Linked DNA regions of Homo sapiens: all the other regions are linked to region 3. A link is a contact called in ENCODE Hi-C or POLR2A ChIA-PET data. All regions are on one chromosome and are shown on one strand. Each heading gives the region's core, a stretch centred on a gene start or an enhancer-like site at or near the end of the contact. The rest is flanking DNA. Distances are from core to core; before and after follow the strand shown. Region 1 holds the start of FKBP2 (FKBP prolyl isomerase 2). Region 2 holds the start of PLAAT4 (phospholipase A and acyltransferase 4). Region 3 holds the start of COX8A (cytochrome c oxidase subunit 8A).

The links. Hi-C counts contacts between places; a loop is a spot of excess contacts on that map. ChIA-PET counts read pairs that join two places held with the same protein, here RNA polymerase II (POLR2A). Pooled maps may share reads with other maps.
Region 1: a pooled map shows a loop between it and region 3 (9-fold over the local background). The contact joins the promoter of FKBP2 here to the promoter of COX8A in region 3. A Hi-C loop is called at or near these places in 1 of 168 maps with a recorded cell type or tissue (CD8-positive, alpha-beta T cell), 5 of 37 single-sample maps with no recorded cell type and 14 of 50 pooled maps. POLR2A ChIA-PET finds 5 or more read pairs at or near these places in 7 of 52 experiments (AG04450, CD4-positive, alpha-beta T cell, Caco-2 and 4 more).
Region 2: a pooled map shows a loop between it and region 3 (4-fold over the local background). The contact joins the promoter of PLAAT4 here to the promoter of COX8A in region 3. A Hi-C loop is called at or near these places in 6 of 50 pooled maps. POLR2A ChIA-PET finds 5 or more read pairs at or near these places in 2 of 52 experiments (activated T-cell and naive thymus-derived CD8-positive, alpha-beta T cell).

Annotation. Positions count from the first base shown.
Region 1 is chr11:64,239,697-64,242,396 of GRCh38, forward strand. It overlaps FKBP2 (FKBP prolyl isomerase 2), which reads left to right and starts at 1,399. Exons shown (of 6, transcript NM_004470.4): 1 at 1,399-1,436; 2 at 2,688-2,700. The coding sequence starts at 2,692. It overlaps LOC114841035, which reads left to right and starts at 1,399. Exons shown (of 6, transcript NM_001370414.1): 1 at 1,399-2,517; 2 at 2,688-2,700. The coding sequence starts at 1,584. The coding sequence ends at 2,381. RefSeq lists enhancers at 406-1,308, 808-867, 908-1,027, 1,309-2,209 and silencers at 1,308-2,327, 2,358-2,597.
Region 2 is chr11:63,535,478-63,538,286 of GRCh38, forward strand. PLAAT4 (phospholipase A and acyltransferase 4) reads left to right here and starts at 1,331. Exons shown (of 4, transcript NM_004585.5): 1 at 1,331-1,400. The coding sequence starts at 1,392. RefSeq lists an enhancer at 1,230-1,279.
Region 3 is chr11:63,973,245-63,975,944 of GRCh38, forward strand. COX8A (cytochrome c oxidase subunit 8A) reads left to right here and starts at 1,376. Exons shown (of 2, transcript NM_004074.3): 1 at 1,376-1,550. The coding sequence starts at 1,437. RefSeq lists an enhancer at 1,290-1,729.

The sequences.
Region 1 (2,700 bases), core at 149-2,648, 270 kb after region 3:
TGCTGAGATTAGAGGCGTGAGCCACCGCGCCCGCCCAACCCACACAGTTTTCTCCACCCTCGCCTCCCTTGCATCCTGCAGCTTCCTTCATCATCAGTTGCTGCCTGAGATTCTCCTGACTTGTCTATCCTAGCCCAAGCCCAGCCCCTACCCTTCTCCCTGCAGCCTCCAGTGCCCAGGGCTGAGTGGTTTGGGGTGGATGAAAGGCCAACCTTGGGCACCACTGCTTTGCCTGCTGAAGCAGGACATTCAGGGGCAGAGTTAACTCAATTGGGCAGCCACTGGGAGGGGCAGCCACCCTAATGGAGGCTTTCTCTGAGGTGTTGGGTCAGAGCATGTGGGTATGATCTTAGTGGGCCTAAGGCAGGAGTGGGTTGAACCAGGAGACAATTCCTGACAGCGATTACTACTTTCAAATCATTTTCTCAGTCATGATGTCACTGGACATGCCATAGGTCAATTAGCATGAGGCAGAAAGGGGTTAGGGCCCCAGAGCTACCGCCTCCAGAGCCCAGTTAGCCCCACCAGTCACGCACAATGCTTCACATGCACCTCCTCACTTTCTCCTCGCTCGATTCTGAGGTCAGCATCATGATTGTCTTCCTTTTACAATTGAGGAAATAGGCTCAGAAAGGCTAACTGGCCGGGGGGATTTGACCTCAACTCAGCTGTCTCCCTAACCTTCAACCTAGGTTTAGCTGCCTCTCAACTGCAGGTTCATTACTTCAGTTGACAGATGTTTGGTGGCTGCTGGGGCGCCTGAAAATAAGTCTGGTGGGGGAACAGGCCCAGCCAGATCATTCCAGTCATGAGTCACAGCCCAGGTGCACAGGTAGAGGTAAGCCTGGCTCCTGGGAGAGAGATGTGGGCAGGAGCATTGGCTGGAAGCCAGGGCTTGTCATTGGACATCATCTCGGTCCTGCAGGGGCCCTGTGGGGTGGGTGTCATCAAGCCCGTGTTACACGCCTGTATTGGATGACAAATTCTACCAAGCACACAGCCGACCGGGAGTTCAAACGTGAGTGTCACTGTGAAGCCCAGGCTCCACAGCGACTGAGGGCCGTGGGCCATGATGAGGCCCGGGAAAACAGGAGTGCTGTGGGAGAGGCTGGGGGCGACTTGAAATGGCGCCTCAAGACCCCCTCCGGGAACCCACGCCCGCCTGACCTTACTATCACCTCGGCCGGAAGTGTCTCCGGCCTTTTCGGAAGTCACTTTCACCTAACCTTACAGACTACCGCTCCGCCGGAAGTGACGCAGGGCAGCGGCGTCGCGGGGGCGGGGCTCGGGAAAGACCCGTGCCAGCGGGCGTGTGGCCGCGGGTTTCGCACGGTCCAATAAGGGAGGGCGGCGTGGCCCGGCCTGGTAGCGACGAGGACGCGCCTGCGCAGAGGCGGCAGCACCACCGGGGTTGACTCCGGGGGCGCGGCGAGGAGGTGAGCGGGGGCCACAGCCCGGGCTGGGGGGAGCCGGGGTGCAAGAGGGCAGGCTGGATCAGGCCGGGCAGAAGCGGACCGGGCTCCGAGTGTCAACGAGAGCTAGGTGACGAGGAAATTGGGGGTGGGGGCCGGAGCTGTCCGGAGATGCCGCAGGGGGAGGGTTCTCACGCCGCACGGGGCGGAGTCCTGGGACTCGGGGCGGGACGTGGAACCGGGACGGGTGGGACCTCCGAGCTGGTGCCAGTGGAAGGCGGAGCCCGGCGGCGGGGGGCGGAGCTAGGAGGGTCGGGGGACGGAGCCTGGCTCTTGAAGGAGGAGCTGGAGGAGGTGAAAGGCGGAGCCTCGGGGTCGGAAGCAGAGGGGGACGGAGCGGAGGCGCTGGGGGCGGGGCTTCAGCCGGTGAGTGGCGTGGCTACGGCTCCGGAAAAGGGGTCTAGTTCTGTCGAAGGCGGGGCTGCAGGCCCGGGGGCGGTACCGCGTCCTCCGAAGGGCGGTGCCAAGGAGCCAAGTGAGGAGCCTGGCCCGAGTAATGGCCCCGGGCGTCCTCGCGGGGGTGGTCTCCGTGGTGGCCGGGCTTGGGGACGCCGTAGGCCGAGAACTCCACCGGGAGAGGTGGTGTGGGTGGAGCGGGCTCGGCGGCCAGCAGACACAGGGCCAGTCTGGGTGCCCCGGAGACCCCCAAGGGCTCAGAGTTGGGGCGGCGCCCCGGGCGGAAGCACAGGGCCAGGCTGGGGGGTATCTCCCGAGGACCCGGGCTCCTCGGAGCCACCCAGTGGGGATGTGTGGGTGCCTCGGGGCCGGCCCCCTGCAGCGGCCGCAGAGGTGTTGGTGTGCTGGACCGGGGGCAGCTGGGTGTGGCGTGAGTGGGGCCGCCCAGTCGGGGCAACTGCAGTGCAGCCAGATAGGGTCTGGACTTTGCGTAAAGGGACAGGCGGGAACTGAAGAGCGGAGGTGGGGACTGGGAGGGAGGGAAGGTATGGGGGTGAGCAAAGGGGCGGGTCCCTGGCTGCTGTGGCCTCCCCTGACCCCCTCCCCCCGCTGCTGGGGTCCTCGGCCAAGCCCCCTTCTCACTGGACTGGTAAGTGTGGCCCCGGAGCCCGGGGGAGAGGGCGGTGACCCGGGACAAAGGGGATCCCCCGGGGCAAGGAAGATACAGTGGCGGTGGAACCCTCCTGTTACCTACCCGTGTTCCATACTCTCCCTGCCCTCCCCCACGTTCAGTCGGTCGGTCGGGGTCTGTGCCCACAGAGACATGAGGCTG
Region 2 (2,809 bases), core at 81-2,580, 440 kb before region 3:
CCGCCTCCCAAGTAGCTGAGAGTACAGGCACATGCCACCATGCCCGGCTAATTTTTTTTTCTGTATTTTTAGCAGAGACGGGGTCTCGCCATGTTGGCCAGGCTGGTCTTGAACTCGTGGGCTCAAGTGATCCACCTGTCTAGGCCTCTGGTTGGGTGTGAAAATATGGCCCAGTTCTGGCCAATGGAGAAGGGAACAGGTCATCTGGGGAACTGTGGGAAAGACTTAACTCCCTGAAAAAAAGACAAATGAGAATTATCTTTCCCTCCATCTTTTGGGCATAGCCAGGTAAAAATGGGCCACTCAAGGCTGCTACAGCCATGGGAGTCCCTGCAGGGCAACAGTGCAGACCCAGGACCAGTGCAATGGAGACAGCCTGCTGAGTCCTTGGTGACCTTGGTGAGCCACTAAACCCAACCTGAGTCACCCTCTTCCTGCCTTTCTGTTACCGAGACAATGGGTGTCCAGGCTGTTGAAGCCCTTTTGAGTTTAGTTCTGCTTCTTGCACCCAAATGCATTTTAATGGGGCCATGAGCTCCCAGGCTCCACATGGTCTAAGGTACCCCTCACCTCCAGGGCATCCCCATGGAATGAAACACCCCCTCTGGCCTTCTCCCAAGACTTCTGGCCCAATATTTTCTGGGTGTCTTTACAAGACAATGTCCTATGGGGTGCACTGGGGATTGACATCTCCCTGCCTCCGAATGCCTCCCCTTCCTGGAGTAGGAAGAGCTGCCCAGGGTTCTTTTTAGAAGAGACCTTTATTTTGGCCAGGTGCGGTGGCTCACACCTGTAATCCCAGCATTTTGGGAGACCGACGGGGAGGCAGATCACAAGGTCAAGAGATCGAGACCATCCTGGCCAACATGGTGAAACCCCGTCTCTACTAAATATGGAAAAATGAGCCAGGCATGGCAGCAGGTGCCTGTAATCCCAGCTACCTGGGAGGCTGAGGCAGGAGAATCACTTGAACCCGGGAGGCAGAGGTTGCAATGAGCCGAGATCGCACCATTGCACTCCAGTCTGGGTGACAAGAGCGAAACTCTGTCTCAAAAAAACAAACAAACAAACAAACAAACAAACAAAAAAGAAAAAAAAAGAAAAGACCTTTATTTCTCAAGCAAGGGCAGAAATTCAGGGCTCCCCTTCGACTCTGGCTGCTCCCAAGGTGGCTTTAAAGCACCAATGAGTCCATGGCTTGTGTAAGAAATGATTAGTCCTTCCATCTAGAGAAATAGCTCCTTTTTAAACAGTTGTCTCTTTTAAACAGTGTTTAGTATTTAAGTGAGGTTGAAACAGTGTCAAAAGGAAAGTGAAAGTGAAATTCTCTCCTTCAGCATAAAAGCTGATCCACAAACAAGAGGAGCACCAGACCTCCTCTTGGCTTCGAGATGGCTTCGGTAAGTTTCCCAGGGCTTTGCATTACTGACTCTACAGCAGTTGGGCAGCTCCCCCTAGGAAAGGCCTCAGTCCAGGCTCCTGGCCTTGGGCACACAGCTCCAGAGCTCGTCTTTAGAAGGCTGTCATGGAAAACTGTATTTGTCTTTTAAAAGTGCATCTGCCCAGCTGGACAGGGAGTCCTCTGGGCAGAGTCCACCTCCTCTGCGTAACTGGCACAGTGCGGGGAGCCCGGGACTCCCATGTAGTAGAGAGCTGTGGGGTGCCGGGTGTCAAATCTACCTCAGCCTGAGGAGAAGCCAGAGTGTGGGCAGGTGGGGGACTCTGGGTTGTGGGAAGCAAGCAAATCCCAACATCGTCTGCTTCTGCTGTGACTGGGGCTCAGTCCCTTCTCGGCCCCAAACGATGCTTTCTCTCTCCTCGTTCCTCTGTGGCATCATCCAGCCTTCTAAGGTGCATTCTAATCTCAGCAGCTTTCTGAAAACTGAAATTTCTCCTCCTATCAGCCCAGATGTACCGATTGGCAGAAGCTCTAGGGAGAGCAGGCTGAGCTCGGTGGTGTGTGACTAAAAAGGAACAGCGGGGCTCAGGCTATTACTAGAAACAAAACCATTCCGGGAAGGAGTCCTGCAAATTCTGGAGGGCAGCCCACTCCAACAGCACCACCTGATCCTGGGGAAGGGCTTTACTGCTGCCAAAACAAATCAGGGCTTTTAACAGGGAGCCCAGGCCAAAGCTCATATCTCACTGGCCACCAGCTGAGGTTGCCAGTACCTTGACTGTGGTTTTAGACATTCAGCATTGCAGTTAAAAGCCCCTCTCTCTCCCCACATGGAAACCATCTCCTGTGGTGCCCTGACATACAGAGGAGGAGCTGGGAGGGAGTCCTGGCCCTGCTCCTTTCTCCTCCCTCTTCCTTGTCTATTTCCTTGCCCCATTCTACGCCAGGCCCTTCACTGGGTCCTGGAGGTGCAGGGAGGGAGGAGCACACAGGATCCTGCCTGCCTGGAGCTCACAGCCCAGAGGGGCACAGGGAGGCACAGGGAATTGCAGCTCAACTTGACCCCTGCAGAGAGCAGCAGAGGCCCCCGGGGACCCAGGTCCTAGGAGTGGGGTGGCGGGTCAGCTGAGCCAGGCTGGGGCCATCAGGGCAGCTTCTCAGGTGAGGGGGTTTGAGGGAGGGGAAGAGGAAGAGTGGCTGCAGGGAAGTGATGGAGGCAGGGAGAACCAGATGTGCAGAGCAGCAGAGACCAGAGCCAGGGCAGTAGTGAGGGGCTGGGATGTCACTCAGTGGGCCTGTGGGTGCAGAGCCCAGGGAGGGAGAGGAGGGTGAGGAAGGGCCAGTCAGGAAGGGCCTGGGAGCTGCCCACAGGGTGTGTCCTGGGCCCTGAGGTCAGAGGACGGTCATGGC
Region 3 (2,700 bases), core at 126-2,625:
AGGAAGGGATGGGGGAGGGAGAGAGAGTGATAGGGTAGGAAGGAAGGGAAGTTGGCTGCTCCAGCATGGTAACTGGAATTGAAGAGTGTAATAGTAATTGAGGGAGGTTTGGTTACTAGGTCAGTGTCAGGAATTCTCAACAAAAACGACGGAGGCCTGGTGGAGAGGAGGGGACTCTCAATAGAGAGATTTTTTTTTTTTTTTTTTTTTGAGACGGAGTCTTGCTGTGTCGCCCAGGCTGGAGTGCAGTGGCGTGATCTCAGCTCACTGCAACCTCTGCCTACCGGGTTCAAGCAGTTCTCCTGCCTCAGCCTCCCTAGTAGCTGAGATTACAGGCATCTACCACCATGCCTGGCTATTTTTTGTATTCTTAGTCGAGATGGAGTCTCACCATGTTGGCCAGGCTGCTTTCGAACTTTTTTTATTGTTGTTTTTTATTTTTGAGATGGAGTTTCGCTCTTGTGGCCCAGTCTGGACTGCAATGGCTCAATCTCGGCTCACTGCAACTTCCGTCTCCTGGGTTCAGCAATTCTCCTGACTCAGCCTCCCGAGTAGCTGGAATTACAGGCGCCCACCACCATGCCCAGCTAATTTTTGTATTTTTAGTAGAGACGGGGTTTCACCATGTTGGCCAGTCTGGTCTCGAACTGTTGACCTCAGGTGATCCACCCGCCTCGGCCTCCCAAAATGTTGGGATTACAAGCGTGAGCCACTGCGCCCGGCCAATTTTTGTATTTTTCGTAGAGATGGGGTTTCACCATGCTGGCAAGACTGGTCTCAAACTCCTGACCTCAGATGATCTACCGGCCCCGGCCTCCCAAAGTGTTGGGATTACATGCGTGAGCCACTGCGCCCGGCCAATTTTTGTATTTTTCGTAGAGATGGGGTTTCACCATGCTGGCAAGACTGGTGTCAAACTCCTGACCTCAGATGATCTACCCGCCCCGGCCTCCCAAAGTGCTGGGATTAGAGGCGTGAGCCAACGCGCCCAGCCCGTACTTTTTTTTTTTTAGTACAGACGGCCTCCCAAAAGTTCTGAGATTACGGGCGTGAGCCACCACGCCCAGCCTGAATAGAGAGAGATTTAACAGTATGAATGAAGGGAGGAGTCAAGAACAGTTTAGGCTTCTCGCGTACATGATTGGGTGGCCCCAGATGTCATTCACAAGTATAAGCCTTGGAGGCGGAACATAACTCGAAGAAGAGCCCTTTTGTGCTCCGCCCATAGCGTAGGAAGGTGTCAATTGGCTGTTTCGAGGAACGCGCCAAAAACTGCCAAGGGCTGTGGGAGGTGTGTTCTTGCGTCATTTCCGAGAGACTTCCGCGCCGCAGTTTCCCTGCTTCCCCAGCTCCAGAACTTCCGGCCAGCGCAGCCATTTTGGCTTCCTGACCTTGGGCTACGGCTGACCGTTTTTTGTGGTGTACTCCGTGCCATCATGTCCGTCCTGACGCCGCTGCTGCTGCGGGGCTTGACAGGCTCGGCCCGGCGGCTCCCAGTGCCGCGCGCCAAGATCCATTCGTTGCCGCCGGAGGGGAAGCTTGGGATCATGGTGAGGAACGGGCCTGGAAGAGCGCGGGAGGCGCCGTGGGCTGACCCCTTCTGCCTAGCTGACCTCAGGTGGTCCTGAGAATGCCTCGCGCCCCGCAGCGTAGCGGGGAGCAGCAGTGCCGGTTTGGGCATGTCTGGAGGGCGCGAACGACGGGGACAGTGCCCGGGCGACAGTCGGGGCTGTCGGCGTTAGGTCTTTCCCCACAGCCCCAGGATCTCGGGTCTGGTCCTGTCAGGCCCTCCCTCTCCTGTCGCCTCCTCGCTGCGCCGCCTCCTGCCGACTTCTTTAGCCGCTCTGAGCCCATTTTCTCGTTGGTTCACTGGGGGATGCCTGACGCTGTCAGCGACGAAAATGGTTGTTACTGCTATTTATTTTATTTTATTTTATTTTACTTATTTATTTTGAGACGGGTTCTCGCTCTGTCGCCAGGCTGGAGTGCAGTGGCGCGATCTCGGCTCACTGCAGCCTCCGACTCCCGGGTTCAAGCGATTCTCCTGCCTCAGCCTCCCGAATAGCTGGGACTACAGGCGCGTGCCACCATGCCCAACTAAATTTTGTATTTTTAGTAGAGACGGGGTTTCACCATGTTGGCCAGGATGGTCTCGATCTCTTGACCTCGTGATCCGCCTGCCTCAACCTCCCAAAGTGCTGGGATTACAGGCGTGAGCCACTGCGCCCGGCCTGGGAGGGGGTTTTCAGGCAAGGAAGGATAGGTATCGTTTTGGAGTTACTGGCCCATGCAAGGATCCTGGGTCTTAACATACAGGCTTTGCTTTTTTTGTTTGTTGTTTGTTTTTTTGAGACGGAGTCTTGCTCTGTCACCCAGGCTGGAGTGCAGTGGTGCGATCTCGGCTTACTGCAACCTCCGCCTCCCAGGTTTAAGCCAAGCCATTCTCCTGCCTCAGTCTCCCGAGTAGCTGGGATCACAGGCGCCCGCCACCACTCCCGGCTAATTTTTTGTATTTTTAGTAGAGACGGGGTTTCACCATGTTGGTCAGGCTGGTCTCTAACTCCTGACCTTGTGATCCGCCCGCCTTGGCCTCCCAAATTGCTGGGATTACAGGTGTGAGCCACCATGCCCGGCCCAGACCAGCTTTAAAACAGGTTTCAATAAATCCTGCTTCCTGTCCCTTCCTTTACCATCTGGTGG